3 separate regions of the Homo sapiens genome follow, and regions 1 and 3 are each linked to region 2. Evidence: read pairs that join two places in POLR2A ChIA-PET (ENCODE). Cell type or tissue: HepG2. All regions are shown on one strand. Each heading gives the region's core, and the rest is flanking DNA. Links, peaks and the distances in the headings are about the cores only.

Region 1 (5,654 bases), core at 918-4,917, 180 kb after region 2:
CCATTGACTGTAAGTATAATGGGAAAGTTAGCGAGTCACCGTAATGTCATGGACCGCTGTGAACTTGGGAGAACTCAAGGATCAGAAAGTAACATGAAACAAGAAGGGAAATGAAGATAATATTGGGTTACTGAACATTCTCAAATTGTACTGAAACGCATCCCATCCCTTTGGAGGGGGCATGTTTTTGACAAGGAAGACAATGGGAAGAAACTGGTGGCTGTAACAATATCACCATTTTCTTTTACTACAGGCCGTAATGTGAACTTCTTAGAAGACACCTTCTTTCACCACGGCTTTGTTGTACAGTCTATTGAGGAACCCAGAGACCAAAGTCACTGCCTTGTTCCAGGGCTGTCTAAAACCAAGGAGCCTGGCTCTCCCAGCCAATGACAGCTGCTCTGTTGTGAATTACAGAGCAGGTTTGCAGCCAAGGGCACAGGAAAAGAACTGAGAGAGAACGAGAGAAGCTAAGAGACGAAACCAGCGGGGCAGAGAATTTGGGGCATAAGCACAAGAGTAAGAAGAGAAAAATAAAGGTAGGGGAGGAGTAAAATGAGAAAAGGAATTTTCATGGTGGACGTTTGGGGGAGATGTGGATACTCTACTATTCCAGGGTCTGAGCAAGGTTCTCCTCAAAAAAATAAAACGAAACAGAAACAACAGAATAAAACCATGGAAACAACTAAATCACTTTTGGAGTGATTTTGTTGGAGCCAGAAATTCACCTTTGAATTACCTATTTTCCAGGACAAAATTAGCTAATGTTCAGTAATAATTTTTTAAAAATCTGTGACACTCTCACACTAAAGCATCGTTTCCCAAGCACATACTATAGAGAAAGCATCTATTCATTTAGATCCTGACATATGTAACTCCCCACAATGCTATGAAGGCTATGGGCTTTTCTGTAGCAAAAGGAACATAAATATACAAAATTTTGCACACAGACACAGTGGATTCACACCCTGAACTCTGTTCATAGACCTCTCAGAAGAATTCCACAGCCCTAGGTTACAAAGTCCTATTCCAGAATGTCTAACAAAGCTGGCATAGGGTAGATGTTCAATAAACTCTTACAGCTTTGAATTATGCAAATATTGTGATCAACTGAGTACAGGATGGATAGATATACAGAGAAATCAATAGGTAGATGGTAGCTAAAACATACACACATATATTGAGTTGAATATCAAAATAAGCACAGAAATTTAGATGATGGTCCAACTAATCAATTTAACACATCAGCTACTAAGGACAACTCATGTGCTTTGGGGCATCCCTAAACTTAAATGGGAAGTCCTTATTGTGAAATCTTGCTGACATCACCTTTAGAGGTCTGGAAGATTCAAGTCTGACCTAGACGTGCATTTATGATCTATTTATATTTTAACATTTGGGAGGCCTAAATCAACTGGCAATGAGTTAAGTCCTAAAAATGTCAAGATGCTGTCTACTAAAGCTTCCAATTAAATAGGTTAAAGGTCACTATGGCTTGACTGTCACTTATGCCTTTAAACATGGATGTGGGCACTTTGGGGCTTATAGAGCTATTCTCCCCGGGCAAGACAATAATACTCCGTCTTCCATGTGCTGAAAGGGCCCTGGGAAGCTCTCATCAGACACAGGTGAGCCTCTACACCTTTGTTTTTACTAACAGATCTTTCTGCTTATACATTTTTAGAAATCCATCCTTGTCATCAGACATGCAAATGGAGTGATTTTTTAATGGAATTTTTATTTAGACCAGTCTAGGTTTTGATACAGGAAAATTTATTTTTTCCCTTCATTAAAGGAGGAGTAAGGCTGTGACTCCAGAATGGCTATCTCACCTTAAGCCACTTGCCCAGTGCTGACAAAATCCCAAAACCGTCTCTGTGTGGGCTTCCTGATACCTGTCTTCTAATTAGCATTCTCAGCATCTGAGAAGAGAAAGGGCAGAGAGGAGAAGGTTTTATTCCAAATCTGGGGGAAAGTCACACATTATGAGAAACAACAGTCTCATTGTTGTTTCTACCTTTATGTTTATAGAATGGTTATATTTTGTTTTTGTATGCATGGGGCAATTTTTAAAAAAATATAAGTAACAGACTTTGAGTGAATTAGAATACTTAATATGGGTTTTGAACTTCTGCCAGGAGTAGGCTCCAAAGCCAGTTCTTCCTATTTGCATTGTTGCATTTATCCATTTCCAAACATTAGAAGATCCATCTATCAGATTCTGTGTAAATCCAGCACACAGATAATTTGTAAAAAAGCTTTCTTTCAAAATGTTCTGCGGTTTTTCTAATCTCGTCGCTTTTCTAATTTTCTAATCACATAACCTTGAAGTCGAAAGACACAGCCTGTGATAATCTGTGTACACTGTCTTCGTTATTATCACAGACATTTCTGGGGAAAAAAAAGAAAACACACACACACAAAACACACACACAAAAAAACCCTTTCCGCCCTACACACATTCAAAGCTGCCTTTAAAGTCCTACTTTAGTCACAGTTCAATCAGATCCACATTAGTCCTACTCATCAGACAGAAAAGTGTTCATGAGCATAAGGGGGATATTGACTTTAAAAATTTACTGGCGAGGCGTTCAGAGCCTGCAGGAATGTCAAAACTCCAACCTGCATTTTGATGTTTTTGCCTCCGGTTAGTCTTGACTGACATGCTTGGAGCACTTTGGTCTGTGCTCTGGCATCCATTAACTGTCCTTGACTCAATGTTATCCAGGCCGTTATGGGCAGCTCGGTGCCTAATGGTTTCAGTGGATTAGACGCCCCAAGGTGTAAGGAAAACTCACGCCCTGTTTTAAGGGATTACATTGGCTATTCTTGGCTTGCTTCATTAAGGGGGCATTGTTTGATCCTAAATAATGAGAGCCTGTTAATTATTATTCTGATAATTGGGCCTCATGTGGGAGCACGGCAGTCGCGAGGTGTTTTAAAAGGAAGCAAGTTTGGAAAAGGAGAAAGAAATGTCAAGGTTGAGGTGTCTTTGAGAGGAGTTTGTTTACATGCAAAGTATTTTCACCTACGTGAGGACCCAGTGCTGGATGGAGGAGAGAGAAGGAGGCTGGAGCAAGCCCAGGTCTATACTTACTTCAGCTGCGGTAGATTACAAAATTACTACCTTGGGCATGCCATTCTAAAAGGCTCACCAATGTCACGACCGAACCTGTAATTCCCTGGGAAGAGATTGGGAATTGATCTCTCTTGGAGGAGGGAGAGATTATATGGAGACTGGGGGTCCTGGTGGAATCCCATCTGCTCTCTGGGGAAAACTTTGTTTCTTTATATGCTGTTGTTTTTGCTATTTTATTTCTCATCAACAAATGACAACCAAGTCCATTAAGGGCATAGTGATAAGACTGCTACCTGGTCAGACAGTGGGGCTGGCTGTTCAGGATGCAAAAATATCGGGAGTGCTGAGGTGGCAGAGGCCAGGTGACCTTTGTGTGAAGGGTGGGGGTGGTTGTTGGTGGGGTGGGGGTTCCTTAAGTCAGTCCCAAATGAACCTCCGAGTTGCTGTGAAAATGTTGTTCTTTTAGGCTATCTATAAGTTGAAAGTAATGCTTTACAGTATTAACTCTGGACTTTGTCTCTTTGTTCTCAGTGAGTACTGTGCTATACCATTCATATGCATTTTTCATTATTTCTTATGCCACTCGCCCATGTAATTGTGGGAGAGAAAATTCCATAATCTATAAGTCCACAGAATACTGTCATTTTCCTAGCATCCGATTAAGAGCCCATAGTGTCTCTATCCATTTGAGGGAAGAATTGGGTTTAAACAAATGTCTCAATTTAAAAGGAGGAGGGAGAGCTCTGGGAAGGTAAACTTGCATTTGAAGCTTTAACCTGGGTTTTTGTCAGACTTACTTATACTTCAGGTAGAGCTGGCCAGCTGAGATGAGAGCTGGCCTGCCTGTAGACCAGGTGACAGTGACCGACAGGAAGAGAAGGAATAGAGAGAAGGTCCATACTCATTTTGAGCTCCAGTGCTATGTTCACATGACTTTGCTTGCTTCTAAATCGCACTCTTCCAATTAAACTGGAGAGACTATCAAAAGTGCATGTTCAAAACAGTTACATACCCTGGAGTTTTGGACTTGCCTGAGCCTTCTTCATACGGCTCTGTGATTCTCTTTTGTATGTGTGAATGTTCTTTGAGATGCACCATGGGCGGTAGAGCAGGAGGAAAGGGTGGGAGGGCCAGGGGCACAGTATTGGGGAATTGAAGAGTTAGTGGCCAAAACAGGTGATCTTGCCTGTGATCTCTCAACTGTTCCTAATAGCTTCAATGCGTCTCATAGGTCCATCAAAATGCCACTGCACTTTGCCTGAACATGGCGTACTATGTGCAGTTATTAGACAGCAGAGCCATCTTGGATCCTGTGCACAGGGAGGTATTAACGTCAGGGTTGGCCGACAGTTCGGTAGGTAATGCCAACAAGCAAGTGGAGACTGGGACCTGACTTGAACATCATTCATTAGGTAACCTTGAGAATAACTAACTACTCTTGGTCTGACTCCTCTGTGAGATGGGGTTATACGTCTGCCATCAAACCTCATAGGGATGTTATGAAGCTAGAGTAAGTTTATAATCATAAAGCAATTCATAAAAGTGAAATACTGTCACAAACTTACAGTAATAATTTCATTTCCAGGTAAATTAGGACAGCAGGAATCCCTAACACTATTCCTTCCTCCCTCTTTACCTCCCACCTTGTTTCTTTTGCAGTCTTATATTTTCATTACTGAATGGATCAGGCTATTGAAATTCCCATGAGAATAGAAGAAATTTCTCCCATTGGAACAGACTAATGGCTGTTTAGAAATAGTACCTAGCACAGGTATTAACAAACATACTTGCATATGTTTGTTAGATTTACTGTAAATCATTGAAACTAATGTTTTGTTGGTGTCTGGAATACAACGAGTTTGTTAGCAAAGAATTATGTCACTTTTCTGCTCGAGATCTTCCCTTTATAGGTGAGGAACATAAGGCTGACTACCCTAACTTCCCTTTAAAAAAATTCTATAAGAGTTATTCAAACTATTTTCCTATTTACTTATATTCTCAGCCTATATCACTTCTTAGAATTTCTAGTTCTGGCTTTCATTTAGTCTTTTTTTTTTCTTTTGTCCTGAAAATCTACTTCATGCTTCTATGAAAGACAATGAGCCAAGTATTCCCAGGATTATTGAATAGGTGTAACATTGTCCTACCCAGATTCTTATATTTCATAGATTTGCTACCATGGTTCTTCAAGTCCTTGACTTTCCCTACTGAGGGATCCTAATCTTTGCAGAGCTCACAATGTGTTAAATTAGACAGATGATGTGTCATCATGGGCCATGGGGTTGGAGACACACCCGGATGAAAACACTATTTAAAAGAAGGAATGAGGCTTGATTTATCCCCAGAGCTTCCTTATTCCAAATAGAAGATACTCCTCAGGTTTGTCAGTTTGTATTGATGTCACCTTATGTCTTGACATTCACTAGGGCACATGATTGCCAAGGTCTCTGGTGCCTTTGAACTTGTACAAATATTTCCACTTCAGTGATGGTGACTCAGAAGCCACTCTTCACAGCTCTCTGTTCTCTGGATGGCAGGGTATTTGTGTTTCATGGATGAGCCCTGGATAGTGGAT
Region 2 (5,654 bases), core at 1,044-5,043:
TGGAGTTGGGGGAGCGAGTGTGGGTGGGCTCTGTCGGGGGAACTTCGAACTGGGGGCGCGGGGGAGGTGGGTGGAGGGGAGTTGGGTGGGCGAAGAGCGCCAGTTTCCCCGGAGGAGGCCCGGGAAACAGGCGGGGAGGGGGCGTGTGGAAGCGTCGTTTGAAGGGCGGAGGGGCAGGCCGGAGAAAAGGCCAGGCGGGAGGCTAAATCTGGCAGGGGCTCCAGCCCGGCGAAGGCCGACGCGTCTCGGCTTCCTCTCGCCTAGACTTTTGAAGCGGCTGGCTCGCTAATCCCGGGTTGGCTGAAAGACTTGGACCCGCAGCCTCGGGGGCCCTGCGTCCCGGACTATCTCCCGGGGGGCGCTATGGGTAGGGAAGCGGGGCTGCCTTGACTCTCAGTGCGGGTCCCCGGCGCCCTCTCAGCCTACTGGGGGTGCGGGCTGCGCCTCGGTGTGTGCCCCCCTTCAGCGCCTCGACAGCGCCCCTCACGCTAGCTTCCTACTTCCTCCCAGCTCCATCTTCCTCCGTCCCCTCCCTAGGCCCTGCTGCTCCTTTCACTCCTCTGGGTCCCTGTTCCCTGCCCCACCGTCCTTTTCCCACCACCATCAGGCGAGTTCATCCCCTTCTCTCTCCATTGCTAATCTTCTGATGGCGGTGCTGGGGAGAGCGGGAGGGGGTGCTTAACCCAAAGTGGACTCAAAGAAAACAGAATAATTCAATTCATCGGATAATTACTGTTTGCAAGACACTGCTAAGCACGACAGTTGGTGACCCTTTGAGGGAGCAGAGTGGACCGAAGGATTTTGGTTCTGACCCAATATGGGCAGTTATGATCGGTGTTTGATTTAGGCAGATCTCGGAAACCTCAATTAGAAACTCTAGTCTAGAAGGATCTGGACGAGGGGCAAAAGTGTCAACACCTTCTTCTCTCCTATTCCAAAGTGATCTTTCCGTGGGAATGCGGCAAGGAGTCAGCAGGCATAGTGAAAATGGGCGGCGATGGATACTCCCAGCACTTGCTGAGCACTGCTACGCCTCAGGACTGGGACAGGTGCTTTACACCCCAAAATTCCCGTTTCTTGATTCCAAAATGTCGTAGATTATAAGACACACCATTTAAAGATGGCCTTTAGGAGAAAAGGAAAATACGAGGATCTTAAATGCACAATGGATTGTGAGACACTGATTTTAGGAACATAAGATATGAGAAAAAGTGAATCTTAGAAGTGAGGAAATAAAGTATAGTATGCGTAATTCTCCCAACAGCCAAGAGATGAATTATCGCCATGTTTGAATGAGGGAACTGAGACTGGGGAAGGCTTCACCACTTGCTCAAGGCCGCAAGGCCAGTAAGTGGCACAGCCAGAATTGGAATCCGGGTCTGCCTGTAGTCTGAGCTAGAGCAATTTCGCTTAGGGCAGTAGCTTCTGCAGGGATTGGGCTGTGTCAGCCCTTTTCCATAACCCTGTTTTTGTCTTGACCCTTTTACCATCAACACCTGCCCCCACACCCCAAGCTATGGCTATTGGGGGGAAGATAGGAAATAAATTACATTTTTCACATTCAAAATAAAGTATTTAAAGGGTAAAAATCATGTATGCCAGGTTTACTGTGCACCACAGGAAGTCGATGAATTCAAGGATCCCTGTATTGCTGAAAATAGAATTGTAAAAAATAAAAGGGGTGGGGGGAGAAAGTGAACGAAACTAATCCTATTAAACGTGGTAGCATGTTTTTGTGGCACGCAGGGAGAGATTAAGCACAGGAAAGGGGATAAGTACTGCTTCAGTTTCACTAAACTAATGTGACAACTTGTCATTGGAGATCTTTACAGCTTGTTAGTAGATGACTAGCTGATTCAGAAGTGTTTTCTATCATTCCCTTTGTGTCCCCATGAGTTTTTGTAAAAAAATTTTCTTTCTTTTCCTGTTTCTTTCTTACTCATGCTGCTCTATTTTGCTTTATAATCCTCAGTGTCTCCTTCAAGTCAAAACATTTAGCTGGCTCTAATCAAGATTTGGTTTTGAAAATGCCCCTTGACCTGGGGTAGCCCAGAGAAGCCCTTGTTCTTCATACTCAGCCCCGGAACGGTCCTGTGGCTTGAGAAACTGAGCTTCTGGGAGAAAAGCTCCCTTTTTGGATTTCACTTTTCTGCCGTCCTTCTCCTTTGCCCTCCTCCCTTTTCTTTATTTTTTGTTCTATCCTTTTATTCTTTTCTTTTTGCCTTTAATTTCTATTCCTCTATTCTCTTTTCCCCTTTCTTTATTTTTCTCTCCAATTTTCCTCTTCTCACTTACTTTCCTTCCATCTTCTCTTCCTTAGAATTCCTTTCTCTTCTTTCATGCATTCCAATAACTGTTTTCCCTTTTCTTCAGATAAGACAGTTACATTCATAGAGAAAAGCTATGAATTTTTGATGGTTTCTAAGTTGAAGTAGCTCCCAGTGAAGGGGGCAGTGGTGAGGGGAGGGGCAGGGAGCCCATCACAGACCCGCAGGGAACAAAAGGCTGATCAAAGTGAAGAGGAAGCCAGAAGTCTAGGCTTGGTCACTGTCTTTCCAAAGCAGGTGTCTAGCTTGTTTGGAAACCTGGCTGACCGTCCCGCTCTTTTGCTTTGGCATCACTCTCTCCCACTTTCCCCCTCCCCCGCTGCAACTTTCCTCACTGGCTTACCACCAGGCGAGATGTTGAGTCAATGGAAAAACAACATTCGCCAACATTAAAGGGAGACTGTTTAGAAAAGGAAGGCCCTGCTGAGGTGCAGAGGAAGCCTGTGCATTAACACGGGCCACCTCTTATCTGGGGCAGCTGGGCCTGAGCTGCCTGTACTCATTCCCTGGCTTTGCCAAGGGGCCTTGGGGAGTGCGGGGTGGATTCTCACCCACGGGCATCACCAGACCTTTTAGAGACAAAAAGCAAGTGCTTTTTTTTTTTTTTCTCCCAGGGACTTAACTGGAAAACCTTTACACATAAACACTGTTTTGCAAAAGGCACATTTCTCTAAGCCTCTGTCTCTGGACACTTGTCACGTGGACCTGGCCCCTCTCATTTTCGGTGCTCTTGAGGACTCCCACGCCTTGTAAGGACTGGCCATTCTGTCCTGAATGTGAATTATGGGGAGGGGCAAGCTAAAGTGACCCAAAGGAAAAGAAGAAAAAGGCATGTGTGTAGGTTCACCCTGGCTCTAAATTGCTTACCGTTAAGTCTTGAGCCAGCTCCTGACGGAAAGATAAGGTAAATCCCTAATCAGTCAATAATTAACCATAGCTCCATTAACGATCCAGTCAGCCAAATCCTGCTGACACCTTTAGAACCCTGCTTTGGTGGGAAGGATTAGGCAGAATCTTTCAACAGAAAGGCCCATCTATTCAGACTGCCATAGACCCCACTCATGGGTCATCACAAAAGGAGTAAAGTTATGCCTGTGTCTGCCAGTGAAGTCCTTTCTGGGGTTAACTCTGTAGGATAACTTCTGGAAATTTCACTTTTGGAAATCTCAGCGTGTGTGTCTGTGTGTGTGTGTGTGTGTGTGTGTGTGTATACACAGAACAGCTTGGAGATCCAATCTGGTTCCAGGTTGGTTTGAATCAAATCCCAGATGTGCTCTGATTGTTGTTACATTATTCTTCTGAGAGGATCATATTTTCTCTCCCTTGACCATGTTAGTTTGTAGTTTATTCCCAGCATCTCTAAATATTCTGGTTCCTTGTTTCTCAATGTTAGTTCTTCTTCGATTCGTGATAAAAGGAGAAGTGCTTTTGAAATGATAAACAACCGCACATTCCTATCAAAGCATGAAAATTATTTTTGAATTTCAAATAAGTAGAAAATTAAAAGACTAATAAATATTTGATTTTGGTACTTCTGGTGGATCTTTTTTCTTTTCCTTTTCTTTCTTTTTTTTTTTTTTTAACTTCTTACAGAAGCACATGTTTACGAAGGTGGGCTTAGATCTTTTTTTTTTTTTAATTTAAATTGTGGGCTTTTGGTTTGCTTTGCTTTGTTGTTCTAGACAGCATTTAGTATGTTACCAGATGCATGTAGTTATAGATATTATACCATTAGATGAGAAAAATCTGTATAATCAGTGTGGTTTAAGTGTTTCCTAAGGTCAAGTTGTAGGTCATGACCCTATGACAATCAATGAACTTTGCTCCTAATCTTATGTTTAAATCACTTGAAAAAGACATTCTTTTAGAAAGAGAAATAGAGTACAAGAGTGTGGTATGATATGAATCCATCTCTATCCCAGGACTAAAGAACAAAGATCGTTTGGCTGTGGGGGCACTCTTCCTGCATGTGGAAGATGGTTCATTCAGCTATACTTCTGTTGGTTCCACATCTCAGCCTCTGTAATCACCAACACACTGTTGTTCTCCTCTCCTCATAGAACCCAGTAGTCTGGGTGTTCAATTAATCTTTGGCTGCTTCGGGGAGTTGCCAATGAGTGGAAATTCTGCCAATGATCTGTGACACCCTTTTCAACAAACATTAATTGAATGACATTTCTTTTTTCCCCAAATCATCCATCTGTCCTTTCTTATGCAACTTTTGAGTTTCAAAGGGTAGAAGGCAAGATTTCTTTTGGTCACACATGTGGCCTAAGAAGACAGTCTATGTATTGAACACTATAATCTACTGTAGACTTGTAAATAAATCTAAATATTCACCAGTCTGAACCAACATGCTAAATATAAAATGAATTCATTCAGCCTTCTTTTCCATCTGCCCATGAAAACATCTTGCTTTTGTGAAGGCCTTTGGAAAATGTAAGATCCAAGGCTTCTGTATGCTTTTTAATTGTTTAGGGGCACAAATGGGAGTGGAAAAGTAAGGTGAAGGCAGGAAGAACATTTTCAAAATTCATAGGTTAAAAAATATAAGATCCAGTTTTTTTTAGTTTATACATAATTTTTAAAATTGTCTTAAAGTACCAAAAAGCATCTCACTTATAATAGTGCTGTTTAGTAAAGCAGAGAACATACATCAAGTTGTCTTTGAAGTCCCATTGCTTGGATATTAAAAAGAAATTTAAAAAAATTGAACTGGTATCTATTTTTCAGTAGGTCAAAAGGCATGTATAATTACACTCATGATTTTTGAGTATCATGCTAATGAGGCTAGGAAAATGTAGACCTTGACATTGCCTTGTTTAGTTACATTCACTATGAAAAAAAGAATATTGTTTACCCCTCAGGAGTTTTCTTAAGGAAAAGAAAAATCAATCTCTATCAATGAGCAATATTTTTCTCCCCAAGGGATATTGATCTGAACATTGACTTCACAATGGGTGAGTTATTTTCCTCAGACTCCCTACTATGAATTGTTAGGTGACATGTCTTTTGTGAGCCAATAAACATGTTGTGTCTAGTGTAGTAATCTCATCTGGGAGATGACAATTTCTGTAGAGTGGTTAGTTTGTAGTATTTCACCTTTTGTATGTCTGTGTTACATATTCCCGAGAAGTATATTTCAAGTTTAAAAAGCATTACCTCTCATATTCTTCTTAGGAGAACAGTTGGCAGTGAACAGTTTCTTTCCTACATGCTCCTCAACTGCATGTCCTCTAGGCTTGTGCATAGACCCATGACTCATGAATAGTCTTATAAATGTCTTCATGATTCCCTTTTCTCCCTTTATGCAATGGTACAATTTGG
Region 3 (5,654 bases), core at 918-4,917, 300 kb after region 2:
AATTCATGGCCCTTGGGCCAGCTGTGTTCTTAATGCAGGGGCTAGTGTGTCTGCAAGCTTCTGAACACATGTTTCCTTGTAAAGATGTTAAGTTATTTTGCAAGGGTTTCCTATGTGATCTATTGTTTCAGAAATCAAGGGCCAGTGTCCTTTTGTCTGTGTCTTCACAATTAATAACACCAAATTAATAACACCTAATACCAAGTTCCATGCCCAGCAAAAAATGGTTGATAGCCCTGTGCCGGTTTAAACGAAACAAGAAACTCCTTCAGAGGGAATTAAACATTCCTCGTTAGGGATCTCTGGTCTGGCCAAAATATCTTTTTTTTTTTTTTGAGACAGAGTCCTGCTGTGTCGCCCCGGCTGGAGTGCAGTGGCATAATCTTGGCTCACTGCAACCTCTGCCTCCCGGGTTCAAGCAATTCTCCTGCCTCAGCCTCCCGAGTAGCTGGGATTACAGGTGCCCACCACCATGCCCAGCTATTTTTTGTATTTTTAGTAGATACAAGGTTCCACCATCTTGGCCAGGCTGGTCTCGAACTCCTGATCTCGTGATCCACCCACCTCAGCCTCCCAAAGTGCTGGGATTACAGGTATGAGCCACCACACCCAGCCTGGCCAAAAGATCTTACAGAGTTCATTTCTGCTTCTCAATATACAACAACCCAGCATTCTTCTCCCTAATTACATCTCCCCCCACATACAATGCCCAGTGAATCTGAACAGAGTCTGGAAAGAAATTGGGTGCATTCAGTTTTTCTGAACTCCGGGTTTACATTAATGCCACATGGGGAGTTCCTAAAATCTACTGATGCCTGGGGTCTGGGCACAAGTGTTTTAATTTTACTTTTATTCTTCTTCTTAAGATCCCCAGATGATGCTAATATGTAGCCATTTGAGAAGCTGAAGAGAACTGGGCTGGTAATTGGCAGATCTGGGTTCAACTCTAGTCTATCTGACCATTTATAAATGGATCTCCCGAGCTGAACTCTCTTCCACACTTGTAAAATGATGATACTAGACTAGACCTCTTGTGGACTAGATCTTTTCAGCTGTCACATTCTAAGTTTTGATGGTCTGGTACCAGTTCAGGTGAGGAGTGAGAGTTGAATGGGGAATAACAAGAGACCTTGTTCCTTTAAAAGGGCCAGATGCTCTTAGGGATGGAGAAGGCAAGAGAGAAAGAACATGAACTAGATGCTAATTGGAAAGGATAAGGGGCATGTCGAGTTGTCATTTTCATTCTCTGGGACCTGGTCTGTAAGTGCTGGAACTGCATCGTATGGATCACAGGAAGGATCCTGGGCATGCCAATTTCTGTCCTCTCTCCTATCTATCTATCTGTCAGCATGCTGCTCCTCAGCAGAGGGCCTCTGTTTGTTTTCTTAAGATGATTAAGTCCTAAGTCTCCCTCAGCAGAGCCTATGATTGAAAGTGACAACTGGAGCCTCCTGTATTTAAAAGCTGCCACTGTGTATCAGCAGAAGAATCAACTTAGGTTGGGGGACATTTTATTGATGCATTTTAAAACTTGATCTCAGAGAAGTGAGCAGGTATACAAGGAGGTAGGATGGGGTATACAGAAAAGAAGTCTGGTTGGAGAAGGGGCATGCCCCCATTTTTAGTTCCACTTTTAAACGTAGCTCCACAGGGTCAAATTTGTTGCCCTCATTCAAAAGTGCAAAGTGAAATGGAAGGCTGGGCAATGAAGAGGTAACTTGGTGCAATGTGAACAGCTGACTGAGGGTACCTGAAGCCAATGGGGCCGGGGAGTATATAGTCATCTGTCCATTGCTGAATTAGAGTTCAACTCCCAACTCAACTATAAAGCAAAACATTCTCAGAAGACATCCTCTCCTTCCGTCTGACACGGGACTTCTCCTCCCACGTATGCAGTTTCTTTCTTTTTTCTCCATTCCTCAGACAAAGCTTGCTGTGAGACATTTGTTGAGCATCTCCTATATGACAGATACTCTCCTAAGCATTGGGACACAAAGATGCATGACTAGGAGCCTTTAAAGGACCCCAAGGGCTCTACTAGCTGGGAGACAGAATGATAAGCCACAGTTAGAGCAGCATGTGACAGGTGTGAAGAGAAGGGGCCTTGGTGTTTTGGGGACACAGAGCTTGCCAGCTGAGAGAGTAAAGAGAGATACCAAAGCTGATTTTTGACATTAGCAAGAAGAAATTTGTTACAGCAAGAGAGAACAACACGTGTAAAGGTATAGAAACCCAGACATGCACGTTCTTCTCAGGGAACTGCATGTGTTTCAATATAGCTGGAGTAAGAATTCCAGAGGAAGGGAAGTGGAAAGCAAGCTACAGGGGAAGGTAGAAGTCAGATCACAAAGGATGTAATAGGTTTAGCTGAGTTAGAACTTTATCTGAAAGGTAAAGGAAATCAGTGAAAGGCCTTAGAGAAGAATATGATATTAGATGTATACTTTTTTAAAAAAAATTCTTTCAGACAGAGTCTTGCTCTGTTTCCCAGGCTGGAGTGCAGTGGTGCCATCTTGGCTCACTACCACCTCCGCCTCCTGGGTTCAAGTGATTCTCCTGCCTCAGCCTCCCAAGTAGCTGGGATTACAGGTGCCCACCACCATACTCAGCTAATTTTTGCATTTTTAGTAGAGAAAGGGTTTCACCATGTTGGTCAGACTGGTGTCTAACTCCTGAGCTCAGGTGATCTTCCTGCCTCAGCCTCCCAAAGTGCTGGGATTACAGGTGTGAGCCACCATGCCCAGCCTAGACATATAATTTAGAAAGACCACTCTAAGAGCAGTATGCAGGATACCTTAGAAAGGGGTAAGACCAACAAAAATAAGCAATGGGGCTGGGATAGCTGGCTAGCCATATGCGAAAGAATAACACTGGACCCCTACCTTTTGCCATATACATGCCAAAATTAACTCAAGTTGGATTAAAGGTTTAAATGTAAGACTTCAAACTATAAGAATCCTAGAAGAAAACCTAAGAAACACCATTCTGGACACAAAGATGAATGACTAGTAGCCTCCCGAGGACTCCAAGGGCTCTACTAGCTAGGAGACAGAATGATAACCAACAATTAGAGCAGCATGTGACAGGTGCTAAGAGAAAGTCTTTGCATTGGCCTTTGGAAAGAATTTATGACTAAGTTCTCAAAAGCAATTGCAACAAAACCAAATATTGACAAGTGGAACCTAAAGAGCTTAAAGATTTTAAGAGCTTCTGCTCAGCCAAAGAAAGTAACTATCAACAGAGTAGACAGACAACCTGCAGAATGAGAGAAAATATTTGCAAACAATGCAACCAACAAAGGTCTAATACCCAGAATCTATAAGGAACTTAAACAATTCAGCAAGCAAAAAACAGGAAACCCCATTAAAAAATGGGCAAAGGACACGAACAGACACTTCTCAAAAGAAGACATACAAGTGGCTAACAAACATGAAAAGATGCCTCACATCACAAATCATCAGAGAAATGAAAATCAGAACCACAATGAGATACCATCTTATACCAGTCTGAATGGCTATTATTAAAAAGTTAAAAAAAAGATAAAGCAGATGCTGGCAAGCCTTCAGAGAAAAAGGGAATGCTTATGCACTGTTGGTGGGAATGTAAATTAGTTCAGCCCCTGGGGAAAACAGTCTGGAGAAGTAAAATATAACTACCATTCAACCCAGCAATCCCATTACTGGGTTTATATCCAAAAGAAAATAAACTGTTCTACCAAAAAGACACAGGCATTTGTATGTTCATCACAGCACTATTTACAATAGCGAAGTCATGGAATCAACCTAGATGCCATTCATCAGTAGTGGATTGGATAAGAAAATGTGGTGTATATATACACAATGGAATACTACATAGCCATAAAAAGAATAAAATCATGTCCTCTGCATCAACATGGATGGAGTCATTATCCTAAGGCCATTATCCTAAGCACACTAATATAGGAACAGAACACCAAACACTATATATTCTCACTTAAAAGTGGGAGCTAAACATTGGGTACTCATAAACATAAAGATGGTACAAGCCAGGTGCAGTGGCTCATGCCTGTAATCCTAGGACTTTGGGAGGCTGAGGTGGGTGGACCACCTGAGATTAGGAGTTCAAGACCAGTCTGGCCAACATGGCAAAACCCTGTCTCCACTAAAAATACAAAAAGTAGCCAGGCGTGGTGGCATGTACCTGTAGTCCCAGCTACTCGGGAGACTGAGGTAAGAGAATCACTTGACCCTAGGAAGCCAAGGTTGCAGTGAGCTGAGATCATGCCACTGCACTCCAACCTGGGCAACATAGCGAGACTCTGTCTCAAAAAAAAAATGGTACAATAGACACTGGGGGCTGCCAGAAGGGGTAGGGAGAGAAAGGGTCAAGAGTTGAAAAACTACTGGGTACTATGCTCCCTATTTAAGAGATGGGATCACTCATATCTCAAACCTCAGCATCATGCAATATACCAATGTAACAAACCTATACATGTACCCCCTGAATCAAAAAGACAAATTGAAATGACTAAAAAAGAAAGAATAATTATTTTTTAAAAGAAAGGGATAAGATTGAAGAAAGGAAAAAAACAAACCCAATTCACACTAAATGGTAGAGGGCTATTCTAATGGAGCTATAGGCTTAAGAGGGAGAAGGTTTTCCAGGACATTCTGAAACCACATAATACAGGCAGAAAATTTCCCTTAGTACTAAAAAGTACTTCTCTCTCTTTGAGGCCCTATATCTGGTCTTGGGATAGGCACTGTGGCCTCAGAATTTCTATAGATAGTGCTTGTAGGAGTTCCTGACCTTGATCAGGGAACACTTATTTCATGCTCTGGGATCACACCTGTCAGGGATGTGTCTTCAAGTTGTGGAGTGAAACCATCATCACTTCCAGCTGCTAACGTCCACTGCAGTATCTCTAACCTGAGTTCTGTACATCTGGCTGACAAATTCACCTCTTTTTTCTCTTCAGCCCTGATTAGGTTTACCAACAGTGAAAGTCTAGGCAGTTCCTTGGAGAAGCAATTGAATCCACTGTCTTTTAGAATATCTGATTGTGTGTTATCCAGAGACAACTTAACTACTCCTGACTTATTCCAGCTTATCTCCTGACAGCTGGGAAGTAGAAGAAATTGTTTCCATTGGGAATAATAGTGTGGGACATCTCACTGAGCTGCTGATCCATGTTTATGGATCTGTATGAATCCCAGTTGCTGTCCACCCTGCTCAGAGGCTCTAAATCAGAGTCACATGGAAACTTCGGTCTTAGTAGCTTCAGGTCTATGACATATTCTTAGCGTGGAGCCTCAAAAGCCCTCCCATGTAGAACTCTATCTCTTTTCCCAGAGTTTGGGGTAGGAAAGATAGTGAAGATGGGACAGATTTTGATAATTTTTCTTATAAGGTACAACTGGAGGCACTTGGGTGGAGGGAGATGTTTCTCAGGTTTCTGGCCTGATGGGAACCTGAGATGGATGGAAATGCCAGCAACTGAGATTGGAAATGGTGAAGAAAACGTACAGGGATGAGATGACGAGTTTAGTATTGGATATGCTGAATGGTCCATCCAGGTAAAAACATCTAGCCCACTGTTGGTTATGCAAGTGTGAAGCTCAGGGGAAAGCTCTGGACCGAAAATAATGATTTGAAAATTATTAGTTTATATGTGG

The links. Peaks named below come from ENCODE experiments on the same cell type or tissue, not always from the same donor. Only the 100,000 strongest peaks of a DNase experiment are listed, where the experiment ranks them.
Region 1: POLR2A ChIA-PET joins it to region 2 with 5 read pairs; 4 of 35 experiments call an interaction of 5 or more read pairs at or near these places.
Region 3: POLR2A ChIA-PET joins it to region 2 with 5 read pairs; 3 of 35 experiments call an interaction of 5 or more read pairs at or near these places.

What each region holds. Positions count from the first base shown.
Region 1 is chr1:213,790,652-213,796,305 of GRCh38, reverse strand. It overlaps a transcript of RPS6KC1 not described here. Among named protein-coding and RNA genes, the nearest start is that of LINC00538, 130 kb to the left of the region's middle. In HepG2, for the core only: no CTCF peak of the experiment used is centred there; a DNase peak (open chromatin) is centred at 2,565.
Region 2 is chr1:213,974,706-213,980,359 of GRCh38, reverse strand. All of the region lies in intron 1 of PROX1-AS1 (PROX1 antisense RNA 1), which reads left to right. Among named protein-coding and RNA genes, the nearest start is that of PROX1-AS1, 8.6 kb to the left of the region's middle. In HepG2, for the core only: no CTCF peak of the experiment used is centred there; DNase peaks (open chromatin) are centred at 2,652 and 3,259.
Region 3 is chr1:213,672,687-213,678,340 of GRCh38, reverse strand. It overlaps a transcript of RPS6KC1 not described here. Among named protein-coding and RNA genes, the nearest start is that of LINC00538, 250 kb to the left of the region's middle. In HepG2, for the core only: no CTCF peak of the experiment used is centred there; no DNase peak of the experiment used is centred there.